Regions from separate parts of the Mus musculus genome. Here regions 1 and 3 are each linked to region 2. Evidence: chromatin loops called from intact Hi-C (ENCODE). Cell type or tissue: left cerebral cortex. All regions are shown on one strand.

The links. A loop is a pair of places that touch in the nucleus more often than their neighbours do. Peaks named below come from ENCODE experiments on the same cell type or tissue, not always from the same donor. Only the 100,000 strongest peaks of a DNase experiment are listed, where the experiment ranks them.
Region 1: it touches region 2 in a loop (3-fold over the local background); 2 of 42 quality-filtered maps call a loop at or near these places.
Region 3: a loop joins it to region 2, with 5 times the contacts of the local background. A loop is called at or near these places in 2 of 42 quality-filtered maps.

What each region holds. Positions count from the first base shown.
Region 1 is chr9:47,730,004-47,738,003 of GRCm38, reverse strand. The region is part of intron 1 of Cadm1 (cell adhesion molecule 1); the gene reads right to left. Among named protein-coding and RNA genes, the nearest start is that of Gm10677, 84 kb to the left of the region's middle. In left cerebral cortex, no CTCF peak of the experiment used is centred here; DNase peaks (open chromatin) are centred at 1,100, 3,842 and 7,489; H3K27ac peaks cover 1,970 bases.
Region 2 is chr9:48,066,237-48,074,236 of GRCm38, reverse strand. No RefSeq gene overlaps it. Among named protein-coding and RNA genes, the nearest start is that of Gm40518, 89 kb to the left of the region's middle. In left cerebral cortex, no CTCF peak of the experiment used is centred here; DNase peaks (open chromatin) are centred at 1,485, 3,906, 4,426, 7,307 and 2 more places; H3K27ac peaks cover 5,477 bases.
Region 3 is chr9:47,713,530-47,721,529 of GRCm38, reverse strand. The region is part of intron 1 of Cadm1 (cell adhesion molecule 1); the gene reads right to left. Among named protein-coding and RNA genes, the nearest start is that of Gm10677, 100 kb to the left of the region's middle. In left cerebral cortex, a CTCF peak has its summit at 4,426 (motif pointing right); DNase peaks (open chromatin) are centred at 1,647, 1,970, 4,114 and 4,443; H3K27ac peaks cover 1,484 bases.

The DNA of each region.
Region 1 (8,000 bases), 340 kb after region 2:
TGGGCCAAATCAGACGCTTACTATATTTTACATTAGTGATGATTAATAATTCAGGGATGAAAACGTTTCTTCTAAAATAATAATAATCTACCCTTATGTGGTGTGTATTGTGAACCAAGTGCATTGCCACGCCAAGGAGGGAACCACAGGGGCAGGTGCTATTTGGGTGCACTCAATGGCCTGGACCTGGGACTTACCAACCCCTTGACAACTGGAGCTTTCTCTCCTATCTTGAAACGGAATTAACATTTGTCAGAAATGTTGTTTTCTTTTTGCACATGTTGAATCAATATTGATATTCTAATTTAGGAGACAAGGACGGCCCTTGCTATTTGCATATTGTAATAGCCTTCAAGATAATTATGGGATGGATCTTTTGAAGAAAGAAGCCACATGTTTACACTGCTTCACTGCCTTTAGAAAAGTAGGATATATGACATTTACCAAATGCTGCAGCAATTAGCCTTCACTTAAGCTACTGTGAGAAAACAACATTAAAGAGGGAGAATAGAAACCAACATTTCCAGTGACTTCTTTACAGCTAGAAGATTAAAGATGACTCCTCTGCCCTACAGAGCCCTTCACCCTGTAAACAACCAAACCCAACTGGCACTTTGGTTTCTATCCTACTATCTGACCAAATGCTGAACTATTCATTTGAAGCATCATAAAAAGTGTTACAATATGCTGGAGTCATGTGCCTAGGAGATTACTATAGCAGTTTTTAATGCACCTTTACTTAATAATATTATTGGCTGTGATTTTAGTACAACACTGCTTTACCTAAGAGAAGATTCAGGATTTTTCACACATTTGAGTTTGTAACATACAGTCGGTCCATTTATTGAAGTCCCAGTTTTAAGCTCTGTAACAGAACTCAGCCTTTAGATTAACAGGCCTGTAAAAGTATTCATTTAAATAGCTATGTAAGAAAATGAAAACAAGATAGTTTGAGTTATTTTAGAAGCACAGCATATTGGGAATTTACAATGGCTTCTGGTATCCACCATGGCTCCACTCAGAGAAGCAGGGAAAAAACACCCCCAGACTCTGACTAATAACCAGGCCACTGTGAAACACGGCATCTAGACTCTAGAAACAGATACCTCAGATCTCTGGGACACCCACCAAAGCTTCCTCACAAGGAACTGGGGGACTCTCCAGGGACGACATTTGAGAAAGGAGGCCTCAGGATTGGATCCTGCGAAGTGTAATTAAGTGTCTGTCATTTGGATACATTCACAGTCTGTCCTCATCTACCTCTAACTCACAGAGCATCCACAAGTGGCTGAGCACTCCCACCTAGGCATGCTCCCTCCATGGAGCCATGGGAGCTCCTATCTTTCCCAGCCCTTTTCCCATCTCCAGTTAATTTAGGTTTTATGTTTCCTACTCTTTCTGTCCCCATAAAGAGAGCAGAGAGAAGACTCTCAGACGGGTGTAAACATTTCTGACTGATTAAACAGAGTGTACTAGTGATGAGGCTGCTCACTCCAGACACATGACATCTCAAGGAGACAGCAAGGCTTGTTACCTAATAAATACACTGTGTTTAGAGACATTTCGCCAGATGGTATCAATTTAACTATTAATGGGGTACACATCTGATGTACTTCACCCACTCTCCTATCCATACTGAAAAGGAAGTCCTGCCTAATTCCATGTACATCAATGACTGCTAGGCAAGTCAATAACAAAAGCTACCTCCATCAGTGACTTCCTTTTTTCCTGGTCCCTCTACCATCGAAATGACTCTTTTTGAGTGTCACGCTTTGCCCTACTTCCCAGGGTATTCACCCTGCCATAGCTGGAATATTCCCTATGTGGCCACTCTATAGCCTGAAGGCTCTCTTTTCTGTAGCCCACACTGCTTTTCATATTGCATCATAGCCACATTAACCTCAATATCCTCTAAAGCTGAAGCCACATCTTTACCCACAGACATACCACAGTCCACATCTGCAGCACGATCCCTCACGCTGCCTCTACTCAAGTTTAATCAAACTAACTTACAGCTACCATGTTCTGGGCATGATGTGGGATTTTCTGCTTCTATGCTTTATCTCACGGCACTGCAGAGGAGCCCTTCAGCTTTTGTGTTTTTTATAGCCATAAAGCTCTAATCCTTGAGCCACTGTTGATATCCCTAAGTGGAGGTGGGTTTTCTATCTACTGGAGGACTATCTGTCCGATTCTCGCAATCAATTCATTTCTATTAAAGATCATTTTACATTGGGTATGGTATCTCACTTTTAAGTCACACAGATGGCCCTAAACATAACAGATTGATGTGACTAAGTATTTATCAAATGAATTAATGAATAAAATTTGAGTTAAATTCCTGAATTATTACACCCCTCCTGTTGAAAATACAAATCAACTTTGAGCAGATTGTGAAAAGCCAGTAGTACCAAGTTCTCCTGAATTGAGTGCCTAATACCTTGAGTATTCCCACAGCGCGCTACATTCCTCACTGTGCAAGAGTTTGGCTTTGAAGAATAAATTAGCACAAGGACTTCACTGGGTATGTGATCGAAAATTAACTTCTTATAAAATGGCTCCGTTCGAATTTATTAGAAAGCACTCTGTTTTACTGGTTTTTTGCTTTGTGAGAAATTTTGTGTTTGCCATGATCAGAAATGGTGGGAGGCAGAGCAGCATCGACAGAGCTGTCTAGGATCAGAGAGGCCTGGATGATGCAATTAAAAGGTGGACAGACAGGTAGACAGATGTTCAGCTGCATGATCAGGAACAAGATTGTATAAAAAGGCTTCTTTGATCATTAGAGAAGCCTCTATAATGAAGCCCTGGATACCCACTCGGTGTTTGTGGCGGCTCTCATCTCCAGCAGGTGTCTTAGAGAGAAAATACCGCAAACACAAACAGATCCACTGCCAGCTAGTCAAAGCTGCTTGGCATTTCTTCCTGTTGATTAAGCCACAAATAAAATCATACGTGGTGTGCTTCTGACACAGGCGGGGTGTACAGTTCCCAATAGTTACAGAATACATCTTGCTGAAATGTTTCAGGATCTGTTACTCTACTGGGATCAAGAAACTAATTTCTGTTCAATAGTGTATCCTATGTGATCCAGAACATTCCCCAGGGCAACTACTAACATGACAGTGAGTAGAGTGCCAAGATGGATTTAAATGCCTAACACAGCGCAAGATGGTATACTCAGAAAATGCAGGTGTACTGTGAAGGCAGTAGGCAGGACACTGGGACTTAAGAATAATTATCTCTTAGTTATTTAGAAGAAGAGAAAGCCACGCTAATATGGAGGAGCTAGCATGGCAGACCTAAACGCCATTCACATTTGACTCTGAAATGCACTGCATGGTCCCTTAGAAGTCACATTGGCCTCTCACTTCATTTCTGTAGAGTTGAAAATGAGATTGGCTTCTCAGATCACACACAGGCAGAATGTACAGTTCACGGACCGTTACAGATGCACCAGCAATGGCAGATGTGGGTGCCACACACCAACCGACAAGGCCAGAGGCGCTGATTAGGGGTTTGTTGGGAATAAGCCACAAACAAAAGGCTTGAGCACAAGTCTCAGCAGTGTCGCCGACACCCTTCTGTAGTAGGTGGGCGTGTCAGTGCACCCCTTGCCTTGGTTCCTCATCTGAGACATGAAAACAACCCAACACTTGTTATCTGTCTAGAAGGGTTTTGAGAGAAAGAACAGCTATGATGCTGTAAGAAGCAGTATGACTCACAGTGGCATGGTTTCTTACAGAACCCGTGGACTGATTCTGGCTCCAGGGTTAGGCTGAGGGGGAAGAGAAAGAGCAGAAGGCAGAGAGAGAAAGAGGAAGAGATCTAGTCATTAGATCCTATTTTTAAGGCTCGGGGTAGGGGTGGGTGTCTCAGTAAATCACACTTTCGGAGACAGATGATCCTTTTGAACCACAATTTCTCCTTTCAGGGTCATCTCTTGGGCTCGTGAGAGCTTTCGGTGTTGCGTGCCCATGAATCACCAACCTTGTTACAAATGCACAGCACAGCTCGGAAGGACCAGGGTGGTGGGTCTCTGATGAAGAGATGGAGACAACACTGGCAGCTACAGGTTGGAAATCAGCCAAGTCGCCACAGTGGTTGCAACACTTTCATACATTCTCTGTTACCGGGGAGTTTATTCTCAGCACGTGCTTTAATTAGTCATCTAGCATCATGTGGTCATTGCTAACCACACTTGTGCACCATACAGAACAAGAGCCAGATGAGGGGAATGGCTACACTTCTCGCCAATAGTAGTTCTGTCTGCCCTGGATTTCCACGAGCGGCCCTTTTGCTCTACAACTTGAAATCTCAATATTAGAGTTCCATTTGTGATGTCACCTGAACACTGTCAGGTCAGACTCTCTCAGAATACTAATATCGAGAAGATCACCATGACATCTGCCTGCTGTAGGTAACAATGACCAGCCATAAAGGTGATCTGAAATTGGCTTCTCTTTCAAGATATCACTAACTCAAATTGCTTTTGTCATAGTTCTTTTCAAAAAAAATATTTTCAATTTAGAACTGGAAGGAAACATGAAAGAGTGGGCCTGACTGTCCGTGAAGTTCACTGCTATTGCCGTGCTAAATGTGCAGACTGAGCCGACAAATGAAACACGACAAATGTGTTCTCCCTTATGCCCGAGTATGGTATTTAATACAGTTGAAAATGGTTTATTTTTATCTTTGACAAGACCAGAAATGGCCAATGACTTTATCTGCAGATGGGATATCCTCAAAAATATTATTTTTCTAACCCATAGGAGAACAATTTTTTTTCAGAGTACACCAGAGGTTAAAAAAAAAAATTGATGAACACAGTGTATGCATATGTTCCCCTGTCAACCACAGTAAAAGATCAACCATCAGTGGCTCCTAATACATTCTAGAAATAGCAGCTAGAAATACATAGGACTGGCAAGGCAGGCTGCTATGGAAAGGCCTTGGACAGTGTTCCCTCTCAGGAGATATTTATAAAGTATATCGCATCTCCAAGTTGGACTGCTTTATTATTTTGAGACTCATTCTCATATTCCCGCAGAGTTTTGCAGCTTGACCTATTTGTCTTAAGGTTGGACTGCATTATACATTCTTAAGAAGCAGAGGCAAGACAGTGATGGCCCGGAGAACCACCATCAACAGTGTAATCAGTCTCTTTGATAGAGGTGACACAGAGCAATGACACCTCGGCCGCCATCTTCCTTTAGGATGGCTTTCTCATTCATTTGAAGATAGAAGGAGAGGCCTTTGCCTTGAATTTTCAATGTTTAAAACTCGGAGAAATACCTTATTCGATTCAATGCTCAGCCATTAATGAGGTGAATTCAAGGAATCTAAATCACAAAGGGGTGGGGACTTTGTGGTAATCTTTCCATTAAAGCATCCACTAGTCCTTCCTGATTGAAAGCTGACTTTAGATTCACGACTCTAAATGTGTTATAACAAGCAACCGCAACGGACTCTTCTCGTTGATCCAAACTAAATTAGGCAACAATCCTGACAACAAACAGGAAAGTAAAACATTAAAAGGAAGAGAAGAAAAATATTACCTAAATAGCTGGAACAAACTCAGTACTAGCATGTGGCCAATACTGACTGGGAAAACTTCTAGCTGTGCATTTCAAGAGAAAACAATTTGAGGGTCTTTGTCAGGTAAATTATGGCAATAATTTCTCCTCCTCCTTTACCACAAGTAGTGCTGTGAGTACTAGAAAGAAATAATTTCCCAGCATCATGCTTCTACAGATTTTACTTTCAGTTCTATGTATACCCGTGTATCTAAATGCACATGACAACAGATTATCTACAGATCCTAGAAGAGGGCATGAGACTCCCTAGAGCTGAAGTTGTAGGCACTTGTGAGCTGCCTACTGAGGGGCTGGGAACCTAACTTTGGTCCTCACGGAGAGCAGTACGTGTTCTTAACTGTGTCATCTCCAGTCCCAACTTATATATTTCACACATCTTCAGTTCAAAAGCATACTCCTTCTACTTTCATTCTCTCTGTGTGTGTTTTACATATTTGAGAAATATGCTATGCTTGTCTTTCTGTATCAGGCATGTGCTCTTTAAAACGATCTCAACTTGGGGAAGGGTGCTGAAAGGTAGAGTGGAGGGTGAGAATGAGGTAAATCTGCTCTCCCATCTCACACACACACACACACACACACACACACACACACACACACACACACACACATACACACACACACACACACACACACACACACACACATACACACACACACACACACACACACACACACACACACACACACGTATAAATAGCCTATACGTGAAGATGGCAAGACTGTAGAAGAGGGATTATCTGGTAGTCGGGGGAGAAGAGGACTTGCATGAGGGAGAAGCAGGGGAGGGGAGAGTTGTGGGGGGGAGGTGGATAAGAGCAAGGGATAATATATATGTCTGAAATTTCATAATGAATTTCATCATTTTGTAGGCTACCTAATTTTTTAAACTTTTATTTTAATTATGTGTGTAAATGTGTGTGTGTGTGTGTTTATGTGTGCACGCGCAGTGCACGTGCCTACCAAGGCTGGAGATGTCAGATCCCACGGAACCTAGAGTTACATGTGATTGCGATCACTCAGCATGGGTACTAGGTACTAAACCTGGGTCTTCTGCAAGAGCAGCACACATTCTTACCCTCTGACCCATCTACCACTGCACACCGCCAAAACTTTTTTTTCCCCCAGTAAATTCCATCATCTGTCTTTAAACACAGATACCTTTCTGAATGGGAAGGAGGCCCCACAATGCTCCCTCCTGAAGGATTCAACTAAGGAACTAAAATTAAACTGTAAAGCAACAGCCCCATGTTAACATCTGGTTCCTTCCCGCTTCAGACCGATACCAGGTGGGTTTTATAGCGCAGACAGCTATCAATCAGTTTGTCACACAAAACCAGTGCTTTCCAGATTCTTTACTGAAGAACCCTTGAAACCAAATCAGCCTGGAGTGCTAACCTCAGTAGCACAGTACATAACAGCCTGGACCTGTTCTTATTTCAACGAAGAAGCCACCGAGGACAGTCAGACATGAACTCAGAGGGCAGCCTTCACAGAGGGCGGTCTACTCACGGCCTTCCTGCCAAGGCAGCTCCCTGCTGATCCTGGGACCTCTGAAGAGAGGAGGCTATCATGGAGGCCATCATTCAAATGTGCGTGTGAGCCCTGGGCCTACAGTCTATCTGATCCTGGTCACATCCAGTTTAAGATAGGGCTGCACACTGTTGGTGATGGGAGCTTCCCAATGTATTTCTGAAACAGGGCCTTCCCTTGAAGGAGGTGATTTGCACCTCTGTACCCACCCCACCCCCTCCTCATGAGAACTATAGCACTTTCATCATTGTTCATAGCTTCTTTTGCTCGTCAGGGGGATCTATCCAGAGAGTCGGCAGCAGAATCCTGGTCTAAAGCACAATTGCATATTGATATTTAAGATGGTGTGCGCGTCAGCACATTAGAGGGGAGCCAGGATGAAAGAGTCTGGTTATTATCCCAAAGGTTGACTCATGCACACAGAGGGCCCGCCCACAGCTCCTGAAAGGAGCCTGAGTTTTCAAAACAGAGATAGACTAGTGGGAGCTGACCACAGCTAACAGCGAAGGCCAGCATCACTGGCTGTGTGTCTGATTGACCACAGGGAGTTTGGCTCCTAAAGCACTAAGGGTATCCAGGTGACCCCCAGTGGTGTTCAGCTGAAACCTATTGCCAGTCTTACCTGAAGCCCAAACAGAACATTCAACAGCAACAACAACAAAGGACCCCCACATCCCCCGGACTTTTACTATCTCTCTAAAGCACATATCAGAAATGTATCCTGGAATCCTAGACAAGGCACACTATCATGTCTGCATCACCTGAGAAACCAACACTGAAACGGAGCAACCAAAGGAAGTGACTTGGGACAGCTTGAGCTCTGATGACTGCCACTGCGGCTTCCCTAGTTACCAGGTGTGTCACCATGAC
Region 2 (8,000 bases):
CTGTATCTTCTCCCATCAATTTGGGAACTTCATCTTTTGCTTCAGAACTACTCCATGTCAAAGTATTTTCCGGAACACTCAGGCCTCTCCCTGTGCAGAGGTCTGGGGACACTAGTTACTCTGATGTATCCTCCCTGACTTGTAGACCCAAGATCAAAAGATGTCTAAGGACATATTTCTCCAGCCCTCTTTTCTCTCATGCTATCTCTTTGCCATCTGCACTGAGGCTCCATCATCCTCTGCTGCCCACTTCTCTCGACTTCCCGGAAGTCACTCCTTGTGCCACCTGAGCCAATCCCCGCAGAAGCCAGCTAGGATTGGCCAGAGACACCAACCTCATCCTTATTGGCTGTTTCATTGGCTTTTTTGGTCATGAACTTCTAAATAAGCTGTCTTAGTTAGGGTTTCTATTCCTGCACAAACATCATGACCAAGAAGCAAGTTGGGGAGGAAAGGGTTTATTCGGCTTACATTTCCATACTGCTGTTCATCACCAAGGAAGTCAGGACTGGAACTCAAGCAGGTCAGGAAGCAAGAGCTGATTCAGAGGCCATGGAGAGATGTTCTTTACTGGCTTGCTTTACCTGGCTTGCTCAGCCTGCTCTCTTATAAAACCCAAGACTACCAGCCCAGAGATGGTCCCACCCACAAGGGGCCTTTCCCCCTTGATCACTAATTGAGGAAATGCCTTACAGTTGGATCTCATGGAAGCATTTCCTCAACTGAAGCTCCTTTCTCTGTGATAACTCCAGCTGTGTCAGGTTGACACAAAACTAGCCAGTACATAAGCCCTCCCCCATCTATCTAATTCTTTTGTTCTTGCGCTGCAACCACCTCCCACCATCCCATCCCTCCCCACTTCCTTCCCAGATGCTTACTCTCTGCCCACCTCAATCCTGTACTCATGTTCCAGTCAGTAAGTAACTCCTCCCACTCCCAGTGGGCTGCCCAACCATCTCAGCATCCATTCTAACAGTTCAACCTCCCACAGGGCTGATGTGCCCTACAGACTTCTCTTCGGCTACAGTCCTCCCACAGCCCTGCTCTCATTTGAGAAACCCTTTTGGAACTCTGGCTGAACTAGGAGCTCAGGAACCCAAGCAGCTCCCATTCCTCCCTCTGTCTCTACTGGCCAGCCAGCTGCTCTAGGATCTTCATGTGGTTAATGGAGCCGTCAGCCCCTCCCCTCCCCTCCCCTCCCCTCCCCTCCCCTCCCCTCCCCTCCCCTCCCCTCCCCTCATCCCTCTCATCCTCCTCATGCATCCAACCACTCATTCATTCAGCTGGGTCCCTTACATCTCCCTTATTCCTGTGCCTTTATGTAACATCTATATGCTGGCAACTCTAAGCTTTTCATTTAAGCCCAAAGCTTTTTTTCCCTCCATTATAGGCTCATGTCTCTTGCTGCCCACTCGACAACATTTCTTCTTACTTATCTTCCAGACCTTTCATCCTTAACATATCCAGCAGAGAATTCTTACCTCCTCCCACTGTAAGGCTGTTTCTTTCCTAGTGGATTACATATTAGTAAATGGCTTCCTTACATAAGGTAGAAACAGAAGCCTCACCTTGCTCTCTCTCCTCTCTCCCCAATTCATCTGGTAGTCATGTCAGAATTACTTGATCTGAAATCTAGCCAAACCTGTCCTTTACTTCCCCATCACTGCCACCTCGTCCATCTGGTCTGTGATCATATTTTGTGTGCATGTGTGTGTGCATGACTCTGGCAGTTTGTTCTCCTCCAAATTTACCCATATCCTCCCTGATAAAAAAGTCTTAAAAGGCACACTGAGGAAGTTGTTCTCTTACAGGAGGCCAGTTAGCAATCTTCACATTCCTTATCACATTTATAAGTATTAACGGTGTTCTTTAAGCAGAAGAGAGACCGATTCATTCCATTGTTCGTAGAGGGGTGTACATGCAGCTCAGAGCAAGTGGGTCCTGGGTTGCTAACAGGTTGTGAAGTGCATCATCTGGAGAGGAGCACGAGTGTGCATAGAACATTCAGGTAAGGGTCGCAGGCTCACAAATGCATTACTAGATGACAGGTGTGTATGTGTAGCCCAAACCTGGTGGAGTCAAAGGTTACTAAACTCCCACTCTTGCTGTCCCAGAAGAATTTGTTGAAAATCCAAAGTCCTTTCATTTTTTAACTGCTCCTTTTCCAGGTCTGTCTATGAAAATGCCATGGCTTTCAGCTCCTCAAATAAAGGACCAATCTAAATCTTATTGGTCTTGGAGATTTTGACTTCTGCTTTCTTAGCTCTATGAAGCCTTTTTCTGAAGCTGACTCTTAAACTAAGCCTTAGCATGGATTTTACCTCTTCACAGAAGCCTTCTTCAACACCCCCTTTTAAGTTTGCACCTATAGATCATTAATATCATCTAGCATTTCAACCTGGGTCTCTCCTTTATAACACTTAAACTCTTTTTGTTTTTCTGTTTCTTAATTGTTTTGTGCCTGTCTCCTCCTTGAGTCATAGACCATATCTGTTAGCTCAACATTGGATTCCCTAGACTGATAACTTTATCTGACATATAGTAATAACTACTCAATAAATAATCATTGAATCAATAAATGAGTGGTTGGAAAAATGAATCTATTGATATAATATGTATTGCATGTTGGACAAAATATTATCCTTATTCTCAAGGGAAGAGCAAGCAGATAGAATACAAGCGCAATGGCAATAACATTATTTCTTCTGTGACAAGCATGGGTTAAATAGCATGAAAGCCTGGGCTGAAAGGTCATGGAGCTTCAAGCTTCAAGCACCTTCAGGATGGAGAGTTGGTCAATATGATTTTTTTAAAACTGCATTGCATTGATTTATTGGTGTGTTCATCCAAATGCAGGTGCGTGGACAGAGGTCAGAGGACAGCTTGGGGGAGTCTCATTCTATCCCGTGGGTCCTTGGGATCAAACTCAGGTCATGAGGCTTGGCCACAAGCACCTTTACCCAATGAGTCATCTCAAAAACCACAGTTAGGTTTTTTTCTTTTTTTCATTTTTAAAAAAATTAAATTGAGATCACAGTTTATTCTTGCCTTTTATCTTGAAGTCAACCCAGGTAATCGGTTGATATTAAAGATTAGAGCTAGAAATTTTGATTATCAGCATGAAATGCTGTCCTAGTATTTGTAAGAAGAAGAAGAAGAAGAAAAAAAGGTAAGATATTTCTTGTACTTGACCCTCCAAAAATTACACTGCTGTCCAATGTGCTGATTCTATGAAAGTAAAGTCACGTGTTACAAATGCAAATGAATGAATTGGATTAAGGAGAGAACAGGGGCCTCCTATCATAGAGAACCATACTGTTCTTAACGTAGAGGAGAGTCATCTCAGGCTGCATTACACTGAAGTAGCAGATGATCTGAAAACCTTAATGGCTTCCACCTCATAAACTTATTTCTTTCTATGCTACACGGATGTTATATTCTTCTTTATTTAGTGACCCACACTGAAACAGCAGCTCTGGTCAAGGATGTGTTGATGCTGAGGCAGAAGAAGAAAGAGAAATTTCGCAACTGAATGCTGGCTCTTAAAGTATATGTAAAGTATAAAATAACTTATGTGATAACATCTCATTGACCTGAGTCTATCATATGGCCAAGGCTGACATCACTGCCTCAGATATCAAAGTTCCTGCAAATAGAAAAGTAAAAAACACCAGAAAGACTGACCTGCATGTAGCTCAGACCTGCAGAGCCAGAATTTAGAATTTCCTGTACAATCCTCCACCATGGGCATGAACGAAGCAGTCATTTCCCCTTTAAGACCAAATTAATATATATTCTAATCTGTAAGTAAACATCTCTTCCTTTCTTCCAAATGCACAAGCTTAGGATAAAAATAGAGGCATTTCATATGCCTATGTGTTCTGTAAACTAGCACATACGCAAAGATGCTGGAGGTTGGCTTCAAGAATTAGAAAGGTCTTCTTTGTGTGTCATAGATGCAGATGAGAAATATATTTAGAGGCAAAGCCAGTATCTCATCCAGCATATTACTAATTATAAATTCAAGCAGACATTTGGGGAGGATGGCAGGAGCCTACCATTTAGTTAAAGCAAATGGCCAATTATAAGTTCTCCCATAACAACAACACAATACGTTTTACATAGTTTCAAATCCCGAGAGGCTAATAATGCCTGTATTCAGTAAATGATCAATAACTTTAAAAAATAAGCACACACAGATACACACTCCTATATATAAAACTTAAATATAGGCTCGGCAGAGGAAGGAGAGCACGCAGCACTTGTCTTCCTGAGCTTGGCTTATCGCATCCATTTTTTAGCAAATGTAATTATCTCACTTTTCTTTACAGCTGTATAAAATTCCATTGTGTACATGGACCATGTTTCCTTTGTCTATTCATCTGCTGCTGGGATTCTAGGCTGGTTCAATTCTTTGTGAGTAGAATAGTAACAAGCATGGTTGTGCAAGTGTCTCTGTGACGTGCTGATTCAGAGGCTGCTAGGTACATACCCAGGAGTGGTGTCGCTGGGTCACATGGAAGCATCTCTGTCAGGATCTACAGTGGCTGTACCAGCTCCTACTTTGGCAGCACAGGAGTCCTCATCTCTACCCACATCCTTGGTACCATTTGCTGCCATTTGTTGTCTTGATGCTGACCACTTTGACAAATGAATGTGAGGTAGAACCTAAAAGTAGTTTTAATTTGCATTCCCCTGATAACGAAGGCTTTCAAACACCTTTCCAAGTATTTGTTGGCTCCTTGTGCTTCTTCTGTGGGGATTTGTCTATTCAGTCCACTGGTCTATTTGTCAATGAGATGATTTTGTTGTTGTTTAATTTCTGCAGTTTTTTATACATCTAGATGCTGCTCTTCCGGTGTGTAGTTGGCAGATAGAGTTTTTCCTGTTCGATAGCTGTCTCTTCACTCTGCTGATTGTTTCATTTGTAGTGCAAAAGTGTTTTCATTTTTATGCAATCCCATTAATCAATTCTTATGATTATTGTATGTGCTATTGATGTCACTTTAAGAAAGAGCTTGCAGGGCTGGAGAGATGGCTCAGGGGTTAAGAGCACTGGTTGCCCTTCCAGAGGTCCTGAGTTCAATTCCCAGCAACTCCATGGTGGGTCACAACCACCTGTAATGGGATCCAATGCTCTCTTCTGGTGCATCTGAAGACAACTACAGTGTTCTGATATACACAAAATAAATAAATAAATCTTTTTTAAAAAGTTCTTCCCTATGTCTATATTTTGAATATAAAAAAAATCAAGTTGAGACATTTCTAGGTGGCAATTTATATCACATTTCAAAATGTTTATTGAGTTTTGAGCTGAGAATTCCAAGTTTAGAAATTTATTCACAAAAGATGACAGGAAGTGCTCACAAAGAAGATAACTGGAGATGTACGGGCCATTTATCACCATCATGTAGATAGACTACATAGGAAGGCTAGAGAGAGGGAGGGAGAGAGGGACGGAGAGAGAGAGAGTGAGAAGAAGCACATAAAATAGAGATTTCTAACAACCGAGTACTAGTGAAATAGGTTGTAATATAGATAGCATGGGTAAAATACTAAATAATTAAAAAGTGTGTTTTGAAAGCACAGTTATCAGAGAAAATATGTGGAAAAACCCATTAGTTCTGATATATGACAAATATAATACACCTAATGTTAATAAAATGCATAGTCTATCTCTACATATAGATGTGCATACATGCATACCGAGCTGAAAGTCAGAACAAAATTATCCATTTCAAGAAAGACAACACATTTCTTGCCATTTCCCCCTTTTGAATTATGAAGATAAAGAATGAGACAGATCTCTTGTTCCCTGAGAGGAGAGATGCATGTGTGTCTATGAGGAGAAGAAAGGCTATCACAGGGAACAACACAGGCTCTGGTGTCAGGACCAACGGATGATGTAAACGAGGACAGGAAGCAGTTGTCAGCCACTGGAATTAGACACATGGCCATGAACACAGAGGGAGGCAGTTTTACTAGGTTTTGTTGTGTCCCATGTATTTACACATTTCCTTTGAGGCACTGTGAAAAGTTGAGCAAAATTTTCATTTGTCACTTCTGCTTTGTGAAGGTTGGTTTGCTTGGAGATGTGACCAAACGCTGACTCTTGCTTGGAAGCAGGAAGCAAGACAGCCTGAGGGGTCCAGCCTCAACTGGGAGCGCATAATAAAAGATGATATAGCCAAATATTAGAGTCATTAGCTTTGAGTGGAGAGAAAAGAAAGTGACTTGCCTAGCCTCCTCTATATCTTAACAAATCTTCCACAATTCTGACGTAAATGTACATTATTATTATAATCAGAAAAATATTTTTTAAAAAATAAATTGATGTTGAATGATCCAATAAGTGAAGAAATCAATGGATGAATGAATTAACTAATTAGTGAAATGATTGACCCAGCCCTCAGAAGTACAAACAGGATTCTAATTGACAAATTTGCTTGTTCTTATTTCCTGCTGTGGACATTAGTCAGCCTCCAGCTTTAGATAAGGCACATTTTTAAAAGAAAAAAAAATAAATACTCGGAGGAAGGAAGCAATATTTTCACACTGTTTACTCTCTAACATTTGCAAAATGCCTCTACTCTATGCAGCTTGGCATGGCTCGTCCCTCATCTTCCATGATCGAGGTGAAACATCTCCAGCATCCCCGTGAAATCAGAGAAAACAGGCAGCATGTAGGAGGCAAACGTGCCAGCAAGCCCACTGCCTGCCTGCTTTGAAATCTAGTGGTTCTATTCCTATGTGGTAATATGATACGCACGCGCATGTGTGTGTGTGTGTGTGTGTGTGTGTGTGTGTACACATATGCACACATTATACACAGAGAGACACAAAATCGAGGTTGTCAATGAAAAACATACTTTAACACACACCCAAATACATTTAACCTGGCCCCATGCCTCAACCACATGTGCTGAACATGTCAACAAACTGTCTGATTTGTTCCCCTCTCCCACATAAACCGTCAGGCAGGGCTTGAAATTGGCTGTGCTGGGCTGTGAGGGTCCTACCAGGGCTTCTATGGAAAGCATATTGTCTGTCCATATGGCTGATGGAGAGGGCAGCTGGTTGAGAGAAGGACCCTGCCACCTGCCAGGTCCAGAGACAAGTGGCCAGCCAGAGTCCTAGATCCTGGTCTAAGGACAGCTCAAGGGCATGGGGAGCTTCCTGGCATATTTGCAGAGGATGATTACTGACGGACTCTTGAGAGGAGAGAAGAAGAGGAGAGGGAGCCGGAGGGAAAGCGAAGGCTGCCTGACAAAGCTGATTTTTTTTTCTTGTACAGATGCTGCTGGCAGAAGAGCGGGGTGGGAGCAGTATGTTCAGCTACATTAGTCAGGGATAGAGTTTTAATAGGCTGCAGAAGGAAATGATGACGGCAAAGTTAGGAGCAGTGAGTAACTCAATTTAAGAGAACCAAGCTCCCCGGGAGGTGACAGCAGAGCCACCATGTTTTTGCTCAACCCCCTGAAGGCAGGGCTGGGTGCTGAACTCACAGAAGATATTGCCAAAATGGGGCCCCTGGGAGATGACCCTTCATCTCTTCCTGCCATGACATTGAAGCATCCAGGGACTCATGAACTGAGCCAGCTTGTATGGAAATGATCCCGGTCCACTGGGGACTGAACGGTCATTCATGGTTATTGGAGGTAGGGGAGAATGACAGTCCACAAATCTCTGCACAGAGTTGGAATATTAGTTCATTCATTCATTCATTCATTCACTCACATTTTTCATTCCTTTTTGTGCATGTAAGAACGTGTATGTGTAGGTACACCCATGTCAAGGAGCACATGTATAGAGCAGAAGACAACTTACAAGCGTTGGTATACCTGGGTACTAAGGACTGAACCTAGGTCACCAGATGTGGCAACAAGGCATCTTTACCCATTGAGCCATCTCACTGGCCCCTTTACTTTTTAAAGAGTGAAAGAAGTCATTGAGCTGTGGGTTAAAGAAAGAAACTACTACCCCGAGAATAGGAAAGGGAC
Region 3 (8,000 bases), 350 kb after region 2:
GAACAACCCACAGAGACCACTGTTACCTTCATGGCTGACCTTGGCTGGGTCAAATTCTTCATACCAAGGATCTCATTTGGAGCTCACAAGAGGCCCCAGGCTAAGTCCCACTGGTCAACCACATTCACAGGTGGTTGCACTAGCTTATAGTGGTCTAGGACCTCGCCTTGGCGCCCAAGAACCTCACATAAGAGAATTCCCTTTACTTAATGGGTGGGGGGGACACCCTTAATTGGCATGGTGCTGCATTGTGGAACACTGAATATGTAAATGAATGATGATCAAATCATTCTTTGTGTCAAAAACCCCAGAACTCTTTCTCTTCCACTTCCTTATATGCTACATAAGAGCTGCTGTAAAGCACTCTACCTTGCAGGGGGATGCAAGAACTCACTCCTAGCCATCTGTATTCTGGTACCCATCTCTCAGGACCTATGGCATTCAAGCTCTTACTCTTCTAGCCTCTAGATTTCAGCTTTAAGATGAGTTGGACTCTGTAGCCTGGCATACTTCACTTAATACAATGTCCTCCAGCCCCATCCATTGCACTACAGATGAAAGGGTTTCAATCTTTTTTATAGTTGAATAAATACATCACACTTTCTTTATCCACTCATCCAGGCATGGGTGTCTTGCTGCATCCTGGCCACTGAGAAGAGTTACTGAAAACACAGGTATACACATATGTACGAAACACGTATTAAATTTCCTTTGGAAATAAACCCAGGAATGGAACAGCTGGATTATATGCTGGTTATAGTGTGTTACAACTAGGTAAGTGAAACAATTTTAGCATGTTAGACCAATATACATAATGCATACTTCTTTTTATTCCATTTTAAAATCCAGATCACATAATAAAATGGCAGCGAAGAATAATGAAAAGATTCTCTGCACAAAGAAAACAAAACTACCAGCTTGTCCCAAATCAGAGTATCTTTAGCTTTAACCTCGAGGGAAGGACAAGATTTTGCTCTCTTAAGGTATTTATTCAGCATCTACTTATTGTTTACCAACCACACGTTGATTGAATGTCCCAGCATGAATAGAACGTATTTTCTTCCTGCAAGAAGCTCCCAGTGAGGTGTGGGAAGCAGAAAGAGAAACAAGTTGTAAAGCACCTGGGCACTGTAGTGACCGCCATATGAGATGCTGGAGGTAAGCGAGCAAAGTGAGATGTGGGCAGGTCCACCATCAGAGAAGCAATGTTCTGCTTCCTGCCTCAAAGCCACTTTGAATTTCTATTTTTGGATGACTCAATTTAATGTGCCCTAGACATTGTGCTTATTTGCCAGACATTGAAAATGGATTAATATCACTACAAGGTGTGCTCTCTCCTATCACCTTTAGCAAGATGTTTGACACCAAGGCACCCCACGTGTTGACTGCGGGAGGGCAGGGCATTCTATAAACATATGGCTGAGATTTACAGTCTTTATTGAGTAGGCTTCATACAGCTAGCTTACGAGCATAAGACAACTCAGTCTCAGGAAATACTTTAGAACCACTCCTATCTTATGCGGTATCAACACTAAAGCTGTGTGAGGGGTAAGATTATCTAGAACGCAGGCAGCATGCATTGAGCTTTGCTTGGTACAAACTTGGCTTTCACTTCCTGTCCCTCCCCTGCCAAAAATGTGAGAAAACTCAAGGCGATTTTTGTCCATACAAAACTAAAGTTGAACGTTTGCTCATATTGAGAGAGTCGGGTGATGATACTGTCTAAATCCTACCTTAAAAATGACATTTATTGCCCAGCAAGAACTCTGATAATCCTTTGTTTGGGAGAGAGCAGCTGAAGAGATTAAAGTCAATCTAGGTGCAGGCTTACAGGTCCCTGAGACTTGGCCATATTTCATCCTCCAGCGTCTAGAAGTGGGGTGGCGGGTGGAATTCCACTATGCACTGCATTCAAAATATCAGGCACAGCTTCAAAAATCTAATCAAGGCAGAGGAAAATATGCTGTTGGAGATTCTTGAGCTCCTTAGAGGAAAGACAGGAGAAAAGCAGAAGGCGGTAATACTGGTAACCATCTTTCATGTTACCGCTCGAACTGTTTGTGAAGAAAGATCACGAATGGAAACCTGATTTTTGCATTCGTCAGTGGCCATCTGTATATGCTATGCGGGAGGATTTATTTGTAGGCCATAGTAATTAAGCCTTCTGAGTTTTCCTGTACAGTGACTAGCACAGTAACAGTACATGTAATATCTTCTCAAATGGAAAACCAACCAACACCCCAAGAAAACCCCAACAAACAGCAACAAACCAAAAAATACAAATAAAACAAAAACAACCCAAAGAAATCACAAATCTACCATCTTCCCTATTCTATCATGCTTCCCAATACAAAAGCAGAAGGAGTTGAAACATTCAAATGGACGACAGCAAGCATTTGCCTGGCAGACCTACAGGGCAATTTCGTGTATGCAAAGTTCCTAGTCCTTGCAGAGAACTTGACGAAGGTGAGCTGAACTGCCAATTTCTACAATCATCTCTGCAAACAGTTTCAGTACGAAAAGCTAAAGCGGGACTGCTCAGCAAGGGCAGCATTGGCTGTTGTATACGTCTCACAACAACTGGGAGACTCATAAAACAAAGATGGCAGGCAGCAAATTGGTCAGGAAAGCCTAAGGTTCAAGACACTCCAGCAACTCCATCTCTGCTTCCATGCAAGCCCAGCTGCAGGGATGATCTGTCAAGTTCCTTTCTCCTTTCCTGGCCTTCCTTGCTTAAGGCTAGTCAAGTGACTAAGCTCCTCCCTGTGTGAACAGGAGGGCCAGATTCCTTCCTGAGCATGGTGGTGAAGAAGGCTGTTTCCCTTCTACCTTTCCTTTCCCCCTTCCAGGAAGCTGAAATGGTTTGGCCAGGGTGGTTCCAGAAGCTAGCACACAAGATGGCACAGCCTCTCCCCACCCCCACCCCCCGCCCCCTGGTAAGCTTTGACTATTAATGGCTGGGTGAATCTGAGGTAGCTGGATATGTGCGACATCCAGGCTAAGCTAGCATATGTACAAGAGGTAAATCACTAACTTAAGCCACTACAAATGCCATGCTTTCTATCTTCACTAGTGAAGTCCAGATCTACAGAGAGAGACCACAGTGCCACAGACAGTCTTCTCTGCTGCTCGTCAGTGGGGTCAACCACATGGCCCCTCTAGGACAAGAGCCTTCCAGGGTAGCCCCATACAAACTCCCGCCCTGTTTCAGTAGGTGGCAGACTTATAAACACAGGCAGGGCAATAGAAGGAGCCTTTCCCTGGGTTCTTCATCTCCATTGCCTGGTAAACTGTGTCTGAGGATGACGTGGGTGGACACTGGAGGGGAGAAGAAGGGGAAAGAACCACTAAATAATTACCTTAATGAGCTCAGGTTCCTATTATACCTCAACATAGACACTTTTTCTTCTTATCCCCAGGGAATTATTTCTACTATGAATATAAAAAGTTCTCTCACACACAAAATAATTGCCCCAGCCCTCCAACTTCAAAGGACATGCCTCGGTGTAATTAATAGGAGTGAACAGCGCTGATTTCTAAGAAACACAGCAAGGCAGACAAATGAGCCCTCCCAGTGCTGTCTACACCAGGGTTACACGCATGGGCGTGTGGAAGTGTTCCTTCTCTGCTCATTTATGAAGAATTTACGTTAAGTGCCTCCCAGGGTCTATGCTGGGTGCCAGACACAGCCATAAACAGCGCACATCATTCCTGGGCTCAGAAACACTTTCAACAGGAACTCCCGGAGCCAGCTAGCCTGACAGACATCGCAGCAGTGAAAGACAGACAGCACCAAAATGCCCACCAGGACGTCCCTCACAAGCCACGCCAGAAGCAATGCCAGAGAGATGATTCCATCTCATAGGCAAAGTGACCATACCCAAGCAAATAGCTTCCAAAGCTAAATCAATTCCGACCGTGACATATTGGCATCTAGAACAAATGGTCACTTTGAGCGAGAACTTGTTTAGTAAATTAGGGGAGGGAGTTCATGAAATGGTGGAGACTCCAGCCAAGCCACTGGGATGTAAATTGTGATCGGATTCTGAGCTGACACGTTAAACAGTTTAATTTAGGTACAGCTCTCAGCAGTGTTGGGCACATTTGAGAGAAACAGATGCCTTGAATCATTTCAAAGTACATTCCTGTCAGAAATGTCCTTTGTGACACTGAAATCAATTTCCTACGCCTTTACTAACTGTTCTACGAAAAGAAAAAAGGAGGAAGGAGGAGGGGAAAAAAGACTCTTTTAATCAAATGTCTTCCCACTGAGGCAAAATTAAACCCAAACCTATTAAACAGCACAAATTTACGTTCAATTTTTATAATTAGTGTTGCTGTGACAGATAGGACCACAATAGGACCGAATGGGACACGATGCATTTATGTCCTGGAGAACTACCAAAAGTCCTTGATTTGTTCTGAGAAAATGAGGGAAGCCAGACGAGGGCGGTGCTGGGTAGAAGCTATGTGCCAGCTCAGGTCCACACACATCCTGAGGACAGTGCGTGAGAAGTCTGCTTCACTTAAGAATCTCCATCGCCCGCCCGCCCGCCCGCCCGCCCGCCCGGTGTCTGAGAGCACTTACCACCTCTGTCGTGTTATGGCGCCTGTACAGATGCCATGGAACATCAAACACAAATCTCACACTAGTTAAAAAATAAATAAGTGAATCAAAATGCCACCAAACCAAACAGGAATGAGAACAGACTATGTAAATACTGCAGTTGTCCCATCCCCCCTGAAGGGGGGATATAGTTCCTGTGTCCTCTGCCTGAGCAACACCAACTAAAAATACAACGATATTTTCTATTGGGAGTTTTGACCCACCACAAAAGCCCATACTTCGGAAAACACACACACACACCACACACAAACACAATTACCCTTGTAGCTTTACTATGAAGCCACTGTAGGGACCCAGTTTTTTTGTTGTTGTTGTTGTTGATTTTTTTTTTTCCTTAAACCCAGGCACTCTCAGAAGTCCCTGGAAAATTATGTTCTCTCAAAACCCATATTAATTCATCAGACATGAGCATGAATAAGATACTAGTTTTAACGCTTAGTATGGAAGGTTTGCTACATTGTGTGGCTTTTAAGGACAAGTGAGTTGATTTGTGTCCTACAGTGTCAGATGACACAGTGACTCATCTATGGTCAATGAAATAGAGAGTTCATTTTGAGAGAGTGAGTGACTGGGTGTGTGTGTGGGGGGGGGGAAGACTCCTGTGAGCAGCAGGTGCTTTCTAATCCTTCTGTGACTACTTAAGAGTCAGGTCTGGGACACAGGATTTATAAAACTCTGGGGCACAATCCCCATCCGTTGCTTAGCATCGGTTCTTGCTAAAGTCATGAGGATCCAGAGACACTAAGCATCTCCTACCACACAAGGACTCATGGCCGGCAGAAGCAGAGAGTAACAAGCCCACCCATAACGTGTGCTAGCACTTCAGTGATGGTTCTTTATGAGGGTACCCTACTCCTGCCTCCTACCGAAGCAGCAGAGCTTTCTCCATCAGGACATAATGAGAAGCTGTGTTTCCATTCCTCTGCAGGGAGCTGCTAGCATCTTTTCTTTGTTAGGTCCAGTTTACTTTCTGGAGGTGGGTGGTACACATGGGATGCACACACCTGCTTGTGCCCGTGTGAGCATCGAGGAAGGCAGAGCAGGAGTTAGGGTGTCCTGCTATATCATTCTTGGATATATTCCCTTGGGACAAGGTCTCTCGCTGAACCTGAGCTAGGTTGGTGTCTAGCAGGCTGCAGGGATCCTCCCTTGGTCCCCCACAATCCTATGATTACAGACTTTTACATGTTCTACTGACTTGAACTCAGTTCCTCCTGACTAAGCAAGGGTTCTTATCCAGCCAGGCAACCTTCCAGCCTCCTAATAGAGAGTAAAAAGGACTGCGTGACAAGACAAAGTTGAAGAAATACAGCATGCTCTGCTGACTTACTAGTCAGCAAAAGTTAATGAGTTGCAGCTCACGAACAACTCAGTGTAAAACCACAGTGTGTGCATGTTATGAAATTACTCCACAAAAGATTGCTTAAGCAAATTTACAATGAAAAACAACATCAAAACACCACAGAGGTGGAATGAATATAAATACAAAGTGCACTTAAACACCTGACTTTCAGGGAGAGGGAGGGTGTGAGGAACCCTCACCCTGCAGCAGTGATTTTTTTCCCCCACAGTCTAGAGTAAAGTGGGATCAGCAGCCAGCCAGCACTTCTTCAGTCAGTATAGTGTTTATACAGGTAGGTAAGCCCAAACACAGAACATTGATCTTCAATTGCCCCTGCAGCCATGAAGATGGCATGCAAAAATCCCTCCGTGGGCACTCTTCAAGTGGCTGAAATAAACACACAATACCTGGGGATGAACAAGAAAAATTTCAGTGGGGCCCATGGGTCTCTCAAGAGCGGTTTAAACTAGCCTATAAGCTAATAAGAGTGGTTATAAACTGTGAACAACCACTGCCCTACCAGGAGAAGCATCTATCACCTTAACATGCTTAAAAAGTGGAGAGGGCTCATCTCTGTGCTCCTGGCGCTTTCTATTAGAATGTTAATTGTTCATACCGAAGAAAAGGAGACAGAAGAATGGCTTTCACCATCCTGTGTTAAGTTTATTTTTGTTCTTCTGACCGGTTCCCAAGGGGCAGGAGGCTAATGACTGTTCTTCATCATCAACTGCAAAGGATATTTACATCCATCCTGTAACCATGACAGCTGTGTCGCTGATTCCCTAACTGCCTCTGCCACATGAACCAATCATCTGGCATGAAGCTGCAAGATGGAGTGCCCTGCAGTCATTATTCACCAAGCACTTTCATTAACAAACTGCCCTTAATTACAGTGGTAATTGCAAAATTATTTCATAGCAGCAATTATTTTTCTCAGCCAATCCAGGCTATGTAAGTAGGACATTGCCTATGAAGATGGCATAAGGCCAAGCAATCTATGACCAAAGATATGTTTTAATTGTATGACCAACTTAGTTTCAAAATATTGCATCAGAGGGCTCTAAAATTATATTACACAGCCCATTATACAACACACACACACACACACACACACACACACACACACACACACACACACACACACACACACAGTTGATAAAATGAAGCCAACCTTTTCTTTTCTTTATATGAAAGCAAAATGCATTCGAGACATTCACATTAAAGTACCCAAACCAATGCTATTGTCTTGCACAGTAAAAATAATGAATTTCTGGCTCTCAACCTATTCTCTGAGAACTGCTGAACAAACCAACCGATCCATCAGAAGGCTGAGTCCCCTTCACCAGTTTCTTATACTTAACAGTCCTTTGTCCCTTCATTCCTTCATATATTTACACATGTACTTAGCTATGAGAGAGTGCTGGTTGACCTACGCTATAGGTCTCAGAAACAAAATCATAAGAAGTGTTCAGAGAATCACAACCAAACATTATATATTGTAGGCAGAAAAACCATCTGCCCTCCATTGTTCCTGCTTCAAGTTGAAAATTCATAAAAGTTTACCCTAAGGATAAAACTAGAGCCATAAGACCTCTCTTGGAGAAGAGGGAGTTTTAGATGAGGTTAAAAGTACACAGAAATGTGGGATCTGTGGGGCTAGAAACGTGGCTTAGTTAAGATAAAGTGTTTAATACTATGGCAAGATGATAGCAAGGCAAGAATACTGCTGTAGGAAGTTTGGGTATTAGCTGGTAGATAATGAAGACTCGTGGAAGCAAGAGATGGAGGCAGCTTTTGCTTAAATAGTGAACACACACAGGGGCACAGGGCAGAGGACGCCACGGGCCATCCTGTGAGTACAGTTGTATTCAGCGATCGCCAGGATCAGAGATGTCATAAGCACGTACAGACTGTACTGAGGTTCCTCCCCTATAGGAGCAGGAAATAAATAAGGGTCTGTAACGCAGATGAACGCTGTATGCTTTAAGGGTCTACAAAACGTTAACCTAAAGCTACTGGAAAGCGACATGG